Linked DNA regions of Mus musculus: region 1 is linked to region 2. A link is a loop called in an ENCODE intact Hi-C map of the cell type or tissue named here. Cell type or tissue: left cerebral cortex. All regions are shown on one strand. Each heading gives the region's core, and the rest is flanking DNA. Links, peaks and the distances in the headings are about the cores only.

What was found. A loop is a pair of places that touch in the nucleus more often than their neighbours do. Peaks named below come from ENCODE experiments on the same cell type or tissue, not always from the same donor. Only the 100,000 strongest peaks of a DNase experiment are listed, where the experiment ranks them.
Region 1: a loop joins it to region 2, with 2.6 times the contacts of the local background. A loop is called at or near these places in 2 of 42 quality-filtered maps.

What each region holds. Positions count from the first base shown.
Region 1 is chr11:61,791,400-61,796,399 of GRCm38, forward strand. It overlaps Ulk2 (unc-51 like kinase 2), which reads right to left. Exons shown (of 27, transcript NM_013881.4): 21 at 35-184. Among named protein-coding and RNA genes, the nearest start is that of Prpsap2, 32 kb to the left of the region's middle. In left cerebral cortex, for the core only: no CTCF peak of the experiment used is centred there; a DNase peak (open chromatin) is centred at 2,200.
Region 2 is chr11:62,308,279-62,320,269 of GRCm38, forward strand. Ttc19 (tetratricopeptide repeat domain 19) reads left to right here. Exons shown (of 10, transcript NM_028360.2): 8 at 764-915; 9 at 4,738-4,900; 10 at 5,732-8,146. The coding sequence ends at 5,865. Ncor1 (nuclear receptor co-repressor 1) reads right to left here. Exons shown (of 45, transcript NM_001252313.1): 44 at 11,088-11,264; 45 at 8,148-9,752. The coding sequence ends at 9,565. It also overlaps the pseudogene Gm12275. Among named protein-coding and RNA genes, the nearest start is that of Ttc19, 33 kb to the left of the region's middle. In left cerebral cortex, for the core only: no CTCF peak of the experiment used is centred there; a DNase peak (open chromatin) is centred at 9,662; H3K27ac peaks cover 1,284 bases.

The DNA of each region.
Region 1 (5,000 bases), core at 1-5,000, 520 kb before region 2:
CATAATGTTCTGAACTAGAACAAGTGAGCTTTACCTGAGGTGGTTCTTGTTCGAAGGACCATATGAGTACAAGTGGGGGCTGTGGCACTGTGTGGAGGAGACCCCACGGTGAAGAGGACAGCTCTGGCGCTTGCTGCTGTTCCTGCTGGCAATGCCAGCATAACACCACAGGCTCCTGCAGGAGCTGCAACAAAAAGTTGACCAGATATTCAATTATATTCATAGTATGCCTATATGTAACTGGAACATAAGGAAACATACTTTTACTAACTTTAACATTCATTCATTCATTCATTCATTCATTCATTTATTTATTTATTTAGGTGTTTCAAGACAGGGTTTCTCCGTGTAGCCCTGGCTGTCCTGGAACTCACTCTGTAGACCAGGCTGGCTTCAAACTCAGAGATCCACCTGCCTCTGCCTCCTGAGGTATAGGATTAAAGGCATGTACCAGCTAGGCGGTGGTGGCGCACGCCTTTAATTCCAGCACTTGGGAGGCAGAGGCAGACGAATTTCTGAGTTCGAGGCCAGCCTGGTCTACAAAGTGAGTTCCAGAGAAACCCTGTCTTGAAAAACCAAAAAGAAAAAAAAAAAAAAAAAAAAAAAAGGCATGTACCACCACCAAGTGGCTGATGTGTCATATATTTAATCCCAGTACTTCAGAGGCAGAAACAGGAAGGTCTCTAGGAGTTTAAGGCCAGCTTGGTTTACTATATTGTGAGACATTATCTTAGGAAAAAATTCTGTAATAAAAGAATAATAAATAAATAAATAAAAGAAGCCCAGTATTCAATGTTTTGGATAATTAGAAAATATCTGAATTGCAAGTTATATCTGTTGATAATTAGAAAAATTAAGACAATGAAAATGGGAAATAAAAATACAAAGGTAAACAACACAGATTAGAAAAACATAAAAGTTTAAACAAAGTATATCCATTCAGACTAGATTTCACGCTTGTGAGAGAGGGAGCACTGGTACAGCAGGTGTTGATCGGGCAGAGGCTGATGGGTTGAGCTTGGATTAAATGAAGATTGAGTAAAAAGTTCCCCATCCAGCAAAGCATGCAGAATCAGCAAGTTTAGTTCAGAGCCTCTGCACATTCAGACATCTAAAAATTATTACCTTTATGGGACTAAAGTCAAATATTTATAGTACATATCAAACATGAAAGAAGACACCTTATAACTGAGGGGGAAAACTAAATAAGACTTCTAGCTTTGCTTGCCTTCACATGACAATAAATTGTTTTTTTAAAGTTATTTACGTGTAGGAGTGGTTTGCTCAAATGTATGTATCTGCACTACAAGTGTGCCTGGAGGTTAATGGTCGCCAAAGGAGGGTGCTGGGTCACCTGTACCTAGAGTTATCAACAGTTTTGAGCTCTCATGTAGGTACTGGAAACTGAACCTGGGTTTTCTGTAAAAGCAACCAACACTCTTAACTACTGAGACATCTTTCCAGCCCCTACCGATCACTAATTTTGAAAGACTAGGATAGAGTCAATGCTATATACACTTTACCTAGTACAACAAGGCTGTGAGTTCAATTCCTAATACTACAACTTGGTCTGCATCGTAAGTTCCAGGCCAGTCAGAGCTACAAAGCAGGAGATAGCTGGGGAGATGGCTCAGCAGTTAAGAGCACTGATCGCTCTTCCCAAAGGTCATGAGTTCAATTCCCAGCAACCACTTGGTGGCTCACAACCATCTGTAATGAGATCTAATGCCCTCTTCTGGAGTGTCTGAAGACAGCTGCAGTGCACTTATATGAAATAAATAAATAAATAAACAAACAAACCTTAAAAAAAAAAAGCTGAACAATATGTTATTAGTCTCTTATTAATTTTGGTGCAGATGGCACCTCTGACAGAAATTGCCTAAGAAATTAACACTGTTCAGTGTCAAACAATTATGTTGCCTTTCCTTATTCTGTATCTTAAGCTGCAAGGCTAACTATCTCTCTAAGTAACTGAAGAGACATAGAACACACAACTTACAGGTGAGAAGCTTTCTGTCTTCATTTACAGAGCACAGAACTTTATATAACACTGGGATGTGCATCATCTGACAAACACACACTTCCTATTCCTGCTCCTTAACTAAAAGTAGAACTCTGTTTACTGTGCAAGAAAATAATGTGTTTATTACAGAGACCGGCCTAGAAAGGGAAGTGTTCTCCATTAGGAGGAGGGTATGAAGCCTGGATGCTGGCCCAGCATCTATTCCCTGATCACTGCACTTTCAACTTCCCCTTCCCTGATGGGACAGTGAGTGATTGGACTGAGTTCCCTAAGATGTAGCTTTAGAAATATTTATTTGATTGGACACATGTGTGCCTGGCTGTATGTATGAACATGCAGGAACTTATGGAGGTCAGATCCCCTGACTAGAGTTACAGCTGTGAGCCACCAATTGAGTGATGGAACCAAGCTTGGGGCCTCTGCAAGAGCAGTAAGTGCTCTCAACTGCTGAGCTATCCTTCCAGACCCCACAAAAGAACAGATTTGAGGACAATATCCTCTTCTATCTTCTAAAGTCCATAACTAAGCTGATTGCTTTCCCATCAACTATAGTCTCTGAGTAATGATTTTCAAGTGGTGAGCTTCAAAACCTGAACCCTGAACTAATATAAAAGGAAACCCTGCAATGTCCACCCATCTACAAGAGAGCACCGCAAACTTAAAGAGCTCATAAACATTCTAGCGAGTAAGAGAACAGTTAAGTAAAAACTGCAGAGAACATACAAAGATTTAGAAAATGAGGCAGATACTCTATTTAGCGTAATGTCTTCAAGGCTTTTATTGTACCATGTATAAGAAGTACTTAAGAATGGGGCATAATGGCACACGCTTATAATATGAGCACTGAGAGGTGGAGACAATCTGATCAGGACTTAAGGTCATCCCTGGCTATATAATGAGATCAATGCCAGCAACATTTCAAAAAACAAAAGTATTTAAGGGTGTTTATTAGTGTACTCTAAGACCCACTGATGTTATATTTTTTGGAAGGCTTAAAATTTTCCTATTATCAACAATTTTCACTTCCACAAACTGAGACTTTATGGTTAAAAAAGAAAAATGTATAATTATAAATGTTAACAAAGTTCATGTTCAAGAGAAAAAGAGAACATGAATTATCAAGACTTATGGATGGCTAGACATCCTTAAGGAATGTTTCATAGCTAATAACTTGGATTTAAATTATAACATGTGCATATAAAACTATTATGCGATATACATTTTTTATAAAACTAAGAAAATTTGTGATCACTCAGATAAGCTGTTTTCAAAAAACAGTCCAAATACCTAGTGACTGAGAAGAGTAATTCCTAGATTATTCACATGAAAAGCTCCTTCCTTCATAGACCTACTCCTCAGTAAAACTATACTGAAGAAAAAAATTCTTACATAACTACTTAATAAAATATCTGGAAACTGTTCAAATCATCTTAAAACACTGTGTCCACTTACAATCCCTGGGCTGAAAGTAGGAAGTGGAGAGTAAGAATACGGAAGGTGAGCTGCTTTCCTTTGGAAATTTGCGCAGTAACGGCACTGTTGAACAGTTCTGGGGACGGATGCTACATCTGAGCTGTAGAGTTCAGTCACTATGTGACAGTTCTATAATTAGCAAAGCAGAGCAGTTCACAGTGGTGGGGCAACATGGTAGGAGCTATTCTTATCACCAAGGATCAGGAAGGAGAGAGCAAGATGGCAAGGAGCAAGGAATAATACATCCCCAAGAACTTCTATCTAGTGATTCATATCTTGCAGGTGTGCCCTCCTACCAAAGTTTCCAAACAGACTGACCTCTTGGTAATCAAGATTCATATTCAGAATATGAATCTACAGAGGGTGTTTCAGATTCAAGTCAGATTAAGTTTCTTTCGCTGTGCAGAAGCTTTTTAGTGGACACAACTCCTGGCTTGTTTTGAGGTCCTAACCAAAAAATTCTTTGCCTATACAATGCCTTAAAGTTTTTTGTTTTTTTGTTTTTTGGTTTGGTTTTTCGAGACAGGGTTTCTCTGTATAGCCTTGGCTGTCCTGGACCTCACTTTGTAGACCAGGCTGGCCTCAAACTCAGAAATCCACCTGCCTCTGCCTCCCGAGTGCTGGGATTAAAGGGGTAGGCGTGCGCCACCATGCCCAGCCTTAAAGTGTTTAATTCAGATACTTGGTCTATTTTGCACTGACTTTTTACATAAGGTGAGAAAGAGGGGTACAGCTTCACTTATTGAAGACTGTCCTTTCTCCAGACTACTCTAGCATTGTGATACACAATTTATTGGAGAAAAAACTGTTATTAGAGTAACGAGGCATTTTCAGCAGATAATTGTGACATTCAGGCTCAACACAGTAGCAACAAGAGGCAGCTGTGAGACTGCAGTGGCATTGTTTGCACTAGCTAATTCATGCAGTTATGCTTTATTTATAATTCTCTTAACTGAGTGGCTCCATGTATGCTATTTTCAGTATTTTAAAGAGAAAGAAACTGAAAATATAACCAATGAATGATGGTGAAAAACTACACAAACTTCATTTAAGAAGTTAACCTCAGGGGCTGGGAATACACAACAGCTGTCTAACATACATTTGTTTAGTTCTCAGCACCACACACACACACACACACACACACACACACACACACATCCCTACCTACCACCATATAGTATAAAGGCAAAGTGAACATTAAACATAGTAACAGTGAAAACACAAAGAGAAAATCTTGAAAGCAGAAAAGTAATCTGTCAGTCAAAATGAACCCAAATAAAAGTTCTGGTTAACTTGTAATCAGAAGTGCTGGAAGCCCCAGGGGACTGGGGCAGTGTGAAATGCTGAAAGAAGAAACTGCCAACTAAGGATCTCCATCTAGAAAATTCTTCAGAAATGGATCTAAGAGCTGGGGGTTACAGCCTCATCTGCATGAAAGCAAAAAAGAGCAAATCACTGACTTGATGTCAAACTAACATACTTCTTATTGGAGAAATGGTTCAAC
Region 2 (11,991 bases), core at 6,992-11,991:
GATAGCTCTGGTGAATTTAATTGGTCATCTTCAAATGGTGTGTGATAGTTACTTAACTAAAATTAGCTAATAAGCTGAGGCAGGGGGACTGATAGAAGTTTGAAGCCAGCTTAGGCTATAGAAAATAAAACAAAACACCCCGAATCCTGTTTCTAGTTCTTTGTGAACTTTGACTTGTTCCCACCCATCACTTTTCCTACATTATTTGGGCCGTGTCTGGAGGTCTAGCAGTAGCTGACACTGGGCGCTGATGTCTGGATCTGCAGCCTCCGCTCTTCATGTGGCATCGGCTGTGTGGAGTCTGTACTCAGTTCTGTCTGTCCCAGCCCTTAGTCTTTGAAAACTGGACCATGTTCTTTCCATTACAGAATTCTGAGTTTTCTTGGTTTCTTACTGCATTTTTTTCTTAAACCCTAAAATAACATCCATTGGCCCTCTACTCTTTTTGCGGTTGGCTCATTCTACTTCGGGTTTATCTTAATCATCTTTTCTGAATACTAGTTCCCAACTTTAAGATATTCAATATTGACTTTTTCATCTATTCAAAAGGAGGGGGAGGTCCATGATTTCAGGCAGCTACTTGTCACTTTTCTCATTTAATTGGTTGTCTGCCCACCTGAACAGTTTCTTGTGGTTAAGAGTTTAAGTATCTGAAGCATTCAGTGAAGCCTGGTAGCCACAAAGATGAAGTACAGTGGCTTGCTTTTTGACCTTTGTATATAACTTCTATTACATCCTTGCAACGCTTTTATTTTTCTTTTAGAAGAAACAGCCAATACTTACCTCCTCCTTGGTATGTGCTTAGACTCTTGTGCACGCTATCTGCTATTCTCCAAGCAGCTATCACAGGCACAAAGGATGTATGAAAAAGCCCTGCAGATTTGTCAAGAAATACAAGGAGAAAGACACCCACAGGTAAGAGATGAAACAGTGTATGTAAGCCAGGCCTGCCCGGTGGCACAGGTACTCTGTAGAGGGTCATAAGGTCACAGGTTCAAGGGTGCTGGGCAAAGTTGGTGAGCTCCCATGCCAAAGGGCTGGGGGCGTATTTCAGCTTGCATGGCACTGGTAAAGTTCTACATTCAGTGACTAGCATCAGTTATGGGTGTGGCAAGACATGGTTAGCCATGTGAAATGTCATAAGGAATGCAGGTTGATATCCAGATGTATGGAATCCTGCCACTCCCCGGTCTGTTCATTTTTTTTCCACCAGCTTTCACTACTCCCAACTACTTGTTTCAGGAAGGGTTTGAGATTGCTGACTAAGTCACTGGCACTGCATAGGCCCTTTTCTGAGTCATGGTTTATACAGTAGTCTTTGTACAAGGCAGACTTTTAACCCAGGGGCTTCAGAATATGTAGCCTCATGTTTACAGTGGTTTGTAGACTCTTAGAATCTTTTTTTTCTTCCTCCTGGAGCTGGGGACTAGACCCAGGGGCTTCTTCCATACCAATCAGAACCTTGCAAGTAACTATTTAGTTCATATAGAAGTATCTTTTTCTCCTGGGTAACTGGGAGGTGAGGAAGTAGAGATTTTTGAATTTGGGATGGGGCAGGGAGAGGGGGGCAGGACTAGAGATTAAAACTAGGACCTCATAAATTCAAGGCAAGGGCTCTACCACTGAGCTGTGGCCATAACTTATAAAAACACTATTAAAAGCAATATATAGCAAACCAGTAGCCAACATTAAACTAAAGGGAGAGAAACTTGAAGTAGTCCCACTAAAATCAGGGACTAGACAAGGCTGCCCATTTTCTCCCTACCTATTCAATATAGTACTTGAAGTCCTAGCCTGAGCAATTAGACAACAAAAGGAGATCAAGGGGATACAAATTGGAAATGAAGAAGTCAAAATATCACTATTTGCAGATGATATGATAGTATATATAAGTGACCCTAAAAATTCCACCAGAGAACTCCTAAATCTGATAAACAGCTTCAGTGCAGTAGCTGTATATAAAATTAAACCAATGGCCTTTCTCTACACAAAGGATTAACACACTGAGAAAGAAATTAGGGAAACAACACCCTTCACCATAGTCACAAATAATATAAAATACCTTGGCGTGACTCTAACTAAGGAAGTGAAAGTTCTGTATGATAAGAATTTCCAAGTCTCTGAAGAAAGAAATTGAAGATTTCAGAAGATGGAAAGATCCCATGCTCATGGATTGGCAGAACTAATATAGTAAAAATGGTTATTTTGCTGAAAGCAATCTACAGATCAATGCAATCCCCATCAAAATTCCAACTCAATCTTCACTGAGTTAGAAAGGGAAATTTGCAAATTCATCTGGAATAACAAAAAAACCTAGGATAGCAAAAACTATTCTCAACAATAAAAGACCCTCTGGTGGAATCACCATGTCTGACCTAAAACTGTACTACAGAGCGACTGTGATAAAAACTGCATGGTACTGGTACAGTGACAGACAGGTAGATCAATGGAATAGAATTGAAGACCCAGAAATGAACCCACACACTTATGGTCACTTGATCTTTGACAAAGGAGCTAAAACCATCCAGGGGAAAAAAGACAGCATTTTCAACAAATGGTGCTGGCTCAGCTGTTGGTTATCATGTAGAAGAATGCAAATTGATCCATTCTTAACTCCTTGTAGAAAGCGCAAGTCTACGTGGATCAAGGAGCTCCACATAAAACCAGAGACACTAAAACTTATAGAGGAGAAAGTGGGGAAAACCCTCAAAGATGCGGGCACAGGGGAAAAATTCCTGAACAGAACAGCAAAGGCTTGTGCTGTAAGATCAAGAATTGACACATGGGACCTCATAAAATTAGTTTCTGTAAGGCAAAGGACACTGTCAACAAGACAAAAGGGCCACCAACAGATTGGGAAAGGATCTTTACCAATCCTAAATCAGATAGGCGACTAATATCCAATATATATAAAGAACTCAAGAAGCTGGACTCCAAAAAAATCAGAAAAATGGGGTACAGAGCTAAACAAAGAATTCTCAACTGAGGAATACCAAATGGCTGAGAAGCACCTGAAAAAATGTTCAACATCCTTAATCATCAGGGAAATGCAAATGAAAACAACCCTGAGATTCCACCTCATACCAGTCAGAATGGCTAAGAGCAAAATTCAGGTGACAACAGATGCTGGCAAGGATGTGGAGAAAGAAGAACAAATCCTCCATTGCTGGTAGGATTGCAAGCTGGTACAACCACTCTGGAAATCAGTCTGGCGGTTCCTCAGAAAATTGGACATAGTACTACCGGAAGATCCAGCAATACCTCTCCTGGGCATATATCCAGAAGATGTTCCAACTGGTAATAAGGACACATGCTCCACTATGTTCATAGCAGCCTTATTTATAATAGCCAGAAGCTGAAAAGACCCCAGATGTCCCTCAACAGAGGAATGGATACAGAAAATGTGGTACATTTATACAGTGGAGTACTACTCAGCTATTGAAAACAATAAATTTATGAAATTCTTAGGCAAATGGATGGTTCTGGAGGATATCATCCTGAGTGAGGTAATCCAATTACAAAAGAACTCACATGATATGTACTCACTGATAAGTGGATATTAGCCCAGAAATTTAGAATACCCAAGATTCAATTTGCAAAACACATGAAACTCAAGAAGAAGGAAGACCAAAGGGTCGATACTTCGTCCCTCCATAGAATGGGGAACAAAACACCCATGGAAGGAGTTATAGAGACAAAGTCTGGAGCTGAGATGGAAGGAAGGACCATCCAGAGACTGCCCCACTCAGGGATCCATCCCATAAACAGCCACCAAACCCAGACACTATTGCATATGCCAGCAAGATTTTGCTGACAGGATCCTAGATAGCTGTCTCTTGTGAGGCTATGCCAATGCCTGGCAAACACAGAAGTGGATGCTCACAGTCATCTATTGGATGGAACACAGGGCCCCCCAATTGAGGAGCTAGAGAAAGCACCCAAGGAGCTGAAGGGGTTTGCAACCCTATAGGTGGAACAACAATATGAACTAACCAGTACCCCATGAGCTTGTGTCTCTAGCTGCATATGTGTCAGAAGCTGGCCCAGTCGGCCATCACTGGAAGGAGAGGCCCATTGGACTTGCAAACTTTATATGCCCCAGTACAGGGGAATGCCAGGGCCAGGAAGCAGGAGTGGGTGGGTTGGAGAGCAGGGTGGGGGGGATTAATACAGACTTGAGATCATCTCTACTTCTTCTTGCAAAAACCATTCTTGAGGTAGGAGTTGACTGCTCTGTTTGATAACTGTAGTCCACCAAGTAAACAAATTAGACTGAACATGGAATATTTAGGACTAAATGCAGAGAGCCTGATGCATGTCGTTGGGGAATAGTAAGAAGCAAGCCTGGAATTCAGAGCACCATTTGTGTTTCTCAGTTCCAAAGTCATAATGAGACCCTCCATAGTACAGGTGATCTGTTTCTTCCTAGGGAGGATTGGGATTGGAGCAGTAGTGCTGCTGTAATACAGTGGGGCATTTGGTGGTGCTGGCTCCCCACTTCCAATCCATCCAGGGCAGAATATCCTGCCCCATTCTGAGTGTTCATAGGTACTTGCCATAGTGTGCAATTGACAATGTCTGCAGCACAGTGTGATCAACAGATATCTGCAATTTGTCCCTCTAACTTTGTGGAATTCTAGTAAAGTTGAAGACTTGTATATATGCAGTGTAATGAATTCCAGTTTAATGTTTTACATAGGTGTTTCTAAAGAAAAGGCTCTTGTTTCTTTTTTATAGACCATTGTGCTGATGAGTGACTTGGCTACTACTCTGGATGCACAGGGCCACTTTGATGATGCCTACATTTATATGCAGAGGGCGTCAGATCTGGCAAGAGAGATAAATCACCCTGAGCTGCACATGGTACTCAGCAATCTGGCTGCCATTTTGATACACAGAGGTAGGTTGCTGTGGAAACGGATTGCATTCTGAGAAAGTTTTCATCACTGGGCTTTGAAATGAAATGGTTTTGGGAGGAAAATGACAATGAAGAAACCCCAAAGTCAGTGGTTCTCAACCTATAGGTGAGGCCTTGGGGTCAAAGGACCCTTTCACAGGGCTGCCTGAGACCACTGGAAAACACAAATGTTTACATTGTGATTCATAACATTAGCAAAGTTGACAGTTATGAAGTAGCAATGAAAATAATTTTATGGCCGAGGGTCACCACAACTTGAACTATTTTAAAGGGTCACAACATTAGAAAGGTAGAAAACTACTGCTGTAAGTTAAAAGGCTGGCTAAATAAGGGTTAAAAAATGCATGTGTGTTAAAGTACTATTTTGCTTAATTCACTAAACTGTCATATTTCTGTATGACCATATGACGGCAGAGAACACTTTGCAGTGATAGGTCCTTGTCTCTGTAGTGTTTTACAGATGCTGAAGTGTTTTAACAGGTATAATTCCTCAGTGTTCTGAAGCCACAGTATGATAAAGCATCAAGTTTCCTGCTATTCCAAAATACTCAGGGCTTCTAAAGTTTCCATAAACCTGGGATCATAGATCTCTGTTGCATGGAACACCACTGTAATCCCACAGCACTAAGTACTTTTAAAGCTGACACCTACTTACTGTAAGCTCAGCTTCTCTTACCCAGCTGTCATGTATGCAGGATACCAGACAGCACTAGATGCCATTTTTGAAGCATCCAGCACATCATACAGTGTCCTCACTAGTGGTTCCTGGTGAAAACACATATTTTCTTCTCCCCTCTCTTTGGGTTATTTTAGAGCGATACACACAAGCAAAGGAGATCTACCAGGAAGCGCTGAAGCGAGCAGAGCTGAAAAGAGATGAGGTTTCTGTTCAGCACATCAGGGAAGAATTGGCTGAACTGTCAAGAAAAAGTAGACGTTTGACTTAATTTTGTTAAGCTATAGAAGTTCATTTTGTTGTAGAGAGGGTAACCTCTGATATCCCAAAGGAGTAACTGTTCCTTCGTTGTCTGGACCTCAATCAGTGTGTAAATCATTGTTGAAATTCAACGTTCGTCAACTCGGCTTCGGAGAAGGACAAGTTGCATACACTGCCACTTTTGTTTCTAAATTTATTTTACTTTGAGATGGGTATCTCTATGGGTAGGCTGGCCTGGAAATCACTATATGCTTGAAGTTGGCCTCCAACTTGGAGTACTACTCCTCCCTCGGCTTCGAAAGTGCCTGGCCCTACTTTTGTTTTTAAAGGTGAAACAGCTTTTACCCTGTACTGACTGTATATAAGGTACAGTCCATGCTCATCTGAGAAATTTACAGACTACAGTTGGCCAAGTTCCTCACCATATGGTCATTATACCTTCCATAAGATTTTGATTCATGCTTACTTTTCTGTATCCATTTCTGGCAAACAAGTTACTTGTATCATGACACAGGAGGATTTTAGTTAGCTCTCTTACACACTATTTTATTGATGCATTATGAGATTTAATGACTATGAAGGGGAATGATAATTCTAGTTGGCCATCATTGGCAGCACTTACTACTAAAGTGGAAGTGAGACATTTGGACTGTATATCTGTTTGTATGTATATAACTACTAAAAATGATGGTGGCAGAAGGAATGAAGCCCTCATCAGCACTGTCTGAACACAGGGCTTCCTTTATAACCACAGGCACAGAGTGGAGTAAAGTTATGCTTACAGCACCCATGTGCTCAGGGTAATGTGCAGCCTCTGATCTGGATCCTAGTTAGCTCTACTTTTTTATTTTGCAATCTCTGAAGTCTGAAACCAATTAGATTGTTTGTCTGATGACTTTATCACTGCCTCAGAGTATATAAATATATGATGCATGGATGGATGCTTTTACCTTTGCAGTCTGGCAAATGGCTTTTTGCCTAAGAGAAAACACATTTTTCTGGGTGCCACGAAGGAACCCTGGTGGTAGAGGTAGGCGGTGTGAGTACGATTGCCAGTGGACTTTGGTTCATGTGTTTGTTCTGGGAGAATCTCTATAATAAACTAGAGACTACGCAATTGTATGGATTCTAATAATCTTGGAATCATAGAAAAATAATGGCCAAGTTACTAGACAGACATACTAAGGTCCAAGTCCTCAGAGCTAAGAGCTACCGCAGAGTCTGTGTTGTGTGGGGAGAGCCCCACATTCTGTTTGAGTTCATTTACCATTCACTTCCTAACCACATGTGATCTTCCCGCTAACCATGAATAACCAGGTAAGAGTTCAGTTACCTTTGCTTTGAAAATGTTTTTTACTTTTTCACAATTCCAGAGTTACCCAAGTTAGCTGTTAGGCTTTTTAATGTTCCATGGTGACTGACCTCATGTCCTGTGGCTGGGGACACAGTCTGTGTATGTTCCCAGCAGCATTCGTTTGCACTATTATAAAAAAGGCAGTGAGACAAAGGGACTCATCTCCTTTTACTGATTACAACTTTAAACAATTTACATTTAATTTCATATTAAAGTTTTAAACTAGACCATGTTACTAGGGTTTTCAGGGCTTAAGTGTTTGTAAGACAATCACAGCATATGAAAATTTAAAGTGTAGTATAAAATTTCTCACTAAGTAGACTGGAAAATTGTCAGAATATTACCTCTGCTGGAAGACCTTGATTTAGTTGCATGTGCATGTGTTACAGATATAGTGCTGGCCCGCCTTGATTTGCAGCTGAGGTCGCAGACTCAGTACTTGCTGCTGCCCGCGTCGGTAAGCCGGCCTCCACCTCTCTAGGTAAACTGTGGGGTTCTGTTCTGTTCTGAAGTAAGAAACGATTCTGGACTTCATGTTGTGTTGTCGTGAACACAGATAGCACAAGCAGTCTGCAGGAGGAGCTACAAGAGTAGGTGACCAAGCTCGATTGACTGACACAGTAAGACAGGGCCAATCATCATCATCATCATTTTTTGGGCTAGTTGACAAAGTGACTTACTAATAAGATCTAGACTTATGTGACTATAACTTGGCAGGGGGACACTTTCAGCAGTAAATCTAATCAGAACACTTAGTCTTCATTATGTTTGTGACTATTGTAAAGGTAATGACTTTACAAGTGATAAGAATCCTGTTCTGGCTGGTCCAGAACTCATCTTGTAATCCAGACTAGCCTTGTACTCTTAGTGATCCGCCTGCCTCTGCCTCCTGAGTGCTGGGATTAAAGGTGTGTGCTATGATGCATAGCTAAAGTTTAAGATCTCAAATGTCTGTCTTTCTTACTTGCTGAGTTATATGGACAAATGCCTAGCCTGCACCTTCATCTATAAAAAAGTGATCAGAAACCTGTGGTGTAGATAGATGCTAAGAGGTGCTTGGGCAGTGGTTCTAGAGACTCAGACCTCCTGAAGCCCTCCCTCTCCCTTCTAGTTCTTAGTGGCATTACCCCCCCCCCCCACACACACACACACACACTACTAAGCATCTTTATGCAGTGGAAGGAAGCCATAGGAGAACAAATCTGAATCACAGCAAGCAATTCTTAATGAATAAAGGTGATCCTACAGTGCCATAATTAGTTTAAAATTCAGTCTTTAAATTACTTGCACCTTAAGAATCTGTTCCCTAGGAGCAGAGAATGGGCACTGATGCAGAGGACTGTGCTCAACGGTCAGTTCACGATGCAGCATAAAAACAAGCCTGGAAGACAGAAAGTTCTATACAGTGTTCTCTTTTTAACTCCGCCAATTCTGTATCTAAAGAAAAGCATGTATACTAATTGTTTGAAACCTGAGAAACGAAGACTCTTTACGTCACAAATGATGTACTGTAGCTATGGACAGGATAGTCAAAATTTATTTCAGAACAGAAAGAAGCTTTGTTGGGCTGCATCAAATGCAGAATACTTAGGGGGCGTGGTTAAATTACCAGTGTGCATAAACATTGAGGTATGCCTCAAAAAAGCCTTTAAACTTTAAAACTGAACTATAACATACCCATGCAGTAATTTTTTTCAGTGCTACCAATGAAAGCCAAGCCTGCACTGGAACTCACAATATGACAGTTGTGTTGCTCCTGTCTTCTGACCTCATACAGGCTTTATGACAGGGTATGTGTTAAAAACCTAAATATTTCCACAAGATTTAAACATCACTGGGAAAGCTGAATTTAGAGGAAACAAAAGTACAATGCCCATGACAGCCAGCACTGTGGAACTGGGCTGTGTGAGGTTTAGAGGCTGGGGTTAAAAAGATACACAAAGAATTTTAAAAATTCTCCCCAGTTGATTCGCTGATTTAAATTTAAGTACACCAGATACTACAGCAAGGGGATACACTGCAAAAAAGTCATCTATTTACAGAAGATTGATTTAAAGACATCATGGTTTTCTTTACAAACAGATGTAAGAACAAGAATTGTCCACTTTAAAAAAACTCTACACTTCAACCCGCCACTGTTATAATCCATTGAAGTGCCTGTATTAGAGGCAGTTTTTTTGTTTGTTTTTTCCCATTTGATTTTCCAAATGAATTTCCATCATTTCTTCCTCATCCATGGCCCTGGCTCTCCTGAGAAGTCTCTGGGCACAAATCATGGGAGGGCAGAATAATTTTCTTTTTTTTTTTTTAAATCTTCAATAAAAACCAAAGCCAGAGCGCTCTCCCACGCACAGCTCAGTCGTCACTATCAGACAGTGTCTCATACTGCGCTGAGAGGAGCGGGGCAGGCTCCCTCTCCCAGATGCGGTTCTGTTGATGTGGAGCTGCTTGGGTGATGGCAGATGGGGCGCATGCGATCTGTGTAGGTGGTGTACTGCTGAGCATCCGTATGGTCAGAGGGTTGTAAGGGAACTGAGTAGAACCTGACAAAAGAAAAATGAGGTTTTCACTGTCGTTAGCATTCAATGCAGTCTTTACAGGATGGAACAAGACAGGATGCTGCTTTAGTAAAACGGTCTGCTGATGCCTTGGGTAGGGGTGATAAGTCTGTGATGTCATAGCACATGTCTCCTTGGAGAATTCAAGTAGGGAACTACTGAACATTAAGCTGTAATCAGAGAAGCTTAGCCATGCTAGTGACTTTCCAGTGGAAATCATAAATACAGCTCTTAGAATGTGGCAAATACCCAGAACTTTTAGCCAGGCTGTGTGACCCTTACACAGTCTCACGTGGCCAACTTATATATGAGATTTAAATGGGGCACAACAGTACTACTTCCCTATCAGCTTAAGACCATAAAAAATATATTTTATCAAAGAATTCCTTCCTTTCCTAAAATAAAGTAATGGAACCGTGTGGTAAGAGAATGGCGAGGTGGAGCAGGTATGGGCAGGAAATGAGAACCAAGTCCACTGACATACTTCTGTGTGAAGTTGCAGCACATCATGTTGTATGCTAATGTACATGCTAGTGGAGTTTGCATTTGTAAGAAGTACAGATACGTAATTCTTTCTACACAGGGCATTAGAGGTTTAAAAGGCAAAAGCCTTAAAGTGTACAGATATGATAATTATGAAATTGTTAGACACAGCAGGAGGGCTCAGCTCAGACTTGAGGGTGGGAATGGGACATGTGCATTAATCCATATGAAAGAAAAGCATACATTTCTTGAAACTCTTACGCAACAACTTTCTTTGAAAAAGAGGCTAGTTTTTAAAATATTTAATTCTTGTTTGACTGTGTTGTATATTCTGTATGGACATGCTTATGCCGTGACACGGGTGAAAGTTGCAGAACAACATTTGGGAATTCATTCTCCTCTGCTACCTGTATGTGGCAGGCTGAGCTCAGGCTACCAGGCCTGCAATCACTTTATACTGAAGTCATTTCAGTATCTCATTGGCCCTACAATTATATTTTTATATAATTGTATTAATAATGGTTTCCCCCCACACACTCTTGTTAAAACATTACACTGCGCAGTCACGATTCTGATTTCTTAGTAAGAGCAAAAGGTCAGTCAGCACAGTGTATGGGACCAGACTTAACTCGCACATCCTGGTTACCACCATATAGTGCAGACACAGGGATGGATGGGCCATGTAAATATAAAATCCTTTTTTCCAACAACTAGACCCAAGTAATTACATAGAAAAAACATCATTCTTGCCCAAACTGTACTCACTCACTGAGAGGTGAATTAAGAAAGCACTGAGACAAAGTGACTCTCATTTTATCAGTTAAGTGGGGCCCTCACCTGTTGAAGAGGGCCGATCTTCCCATGCCCATCCTGGTGTCTGCCTGTGGTAATCACCTTCTGAATGCACAGAGGAGACAGAAGAAGGCCTTTCAGTTCCTAAATAGCTTTGCCCAGGAATAGGAGATTTAGACTTCCTGCTGTTTGATTTGTTGATCAGCTTTGGTTTGCATACTCCTAAAAGTGAAATTCAAATTAAACTATTGATTACTGATAAATTATCAGTGGCAACATAAGTTCTCAGTGACAAAACCAAACCCTACCAAAATGTTGACTACTAACGCTAAGTGAAGACTCCAGATCAGGGCACATCATCAACCTATAAAGGTGGCAAAGGCTGCTGGCCTTAAGACTGTAGGTAATGTTAATAAATATCTGCTTCCCTCTATCTATCTCCACCAACAGCCCAGTTTAACAGAACCAAGTGGAGAGAAAAAAGACAGGCTGCAGCAGCCATGCCTCCTACCCCAGGACCTCACAGAAACTCTGTAAGTCTCACTGTCTCTCTCTATTCTCCCACCACAGAGTTCACAGCACTGAGACACGTGTGACTGGGTTCTATAACAAACTATCACAGACTTAAAGAACCCATATCACTTAGCATGTATTTTTCATCAGCTCCAACAGTTGCATCTTACCCCAGTTATATCACTTTAACTCCCTAATAGTTGCCAACTGATTTTAAAGCACAGAAATATACAAGCAATAAAAATTAGACCAGAAACAAAACTTCAATGTATAAGTTACAGGAGGAGGGAGGCAAACACTAAACGGTCATTGCTTTTTACCCTTTTCTTAACAGGAAACAAACACAGAAAAACTTAAAAGATAACTGCTTAAAAGATAAAAGGATTATATATAAATAGTGAAAGCATGGTGTTCGCAAGGTTCTTTGTAGGTTTGA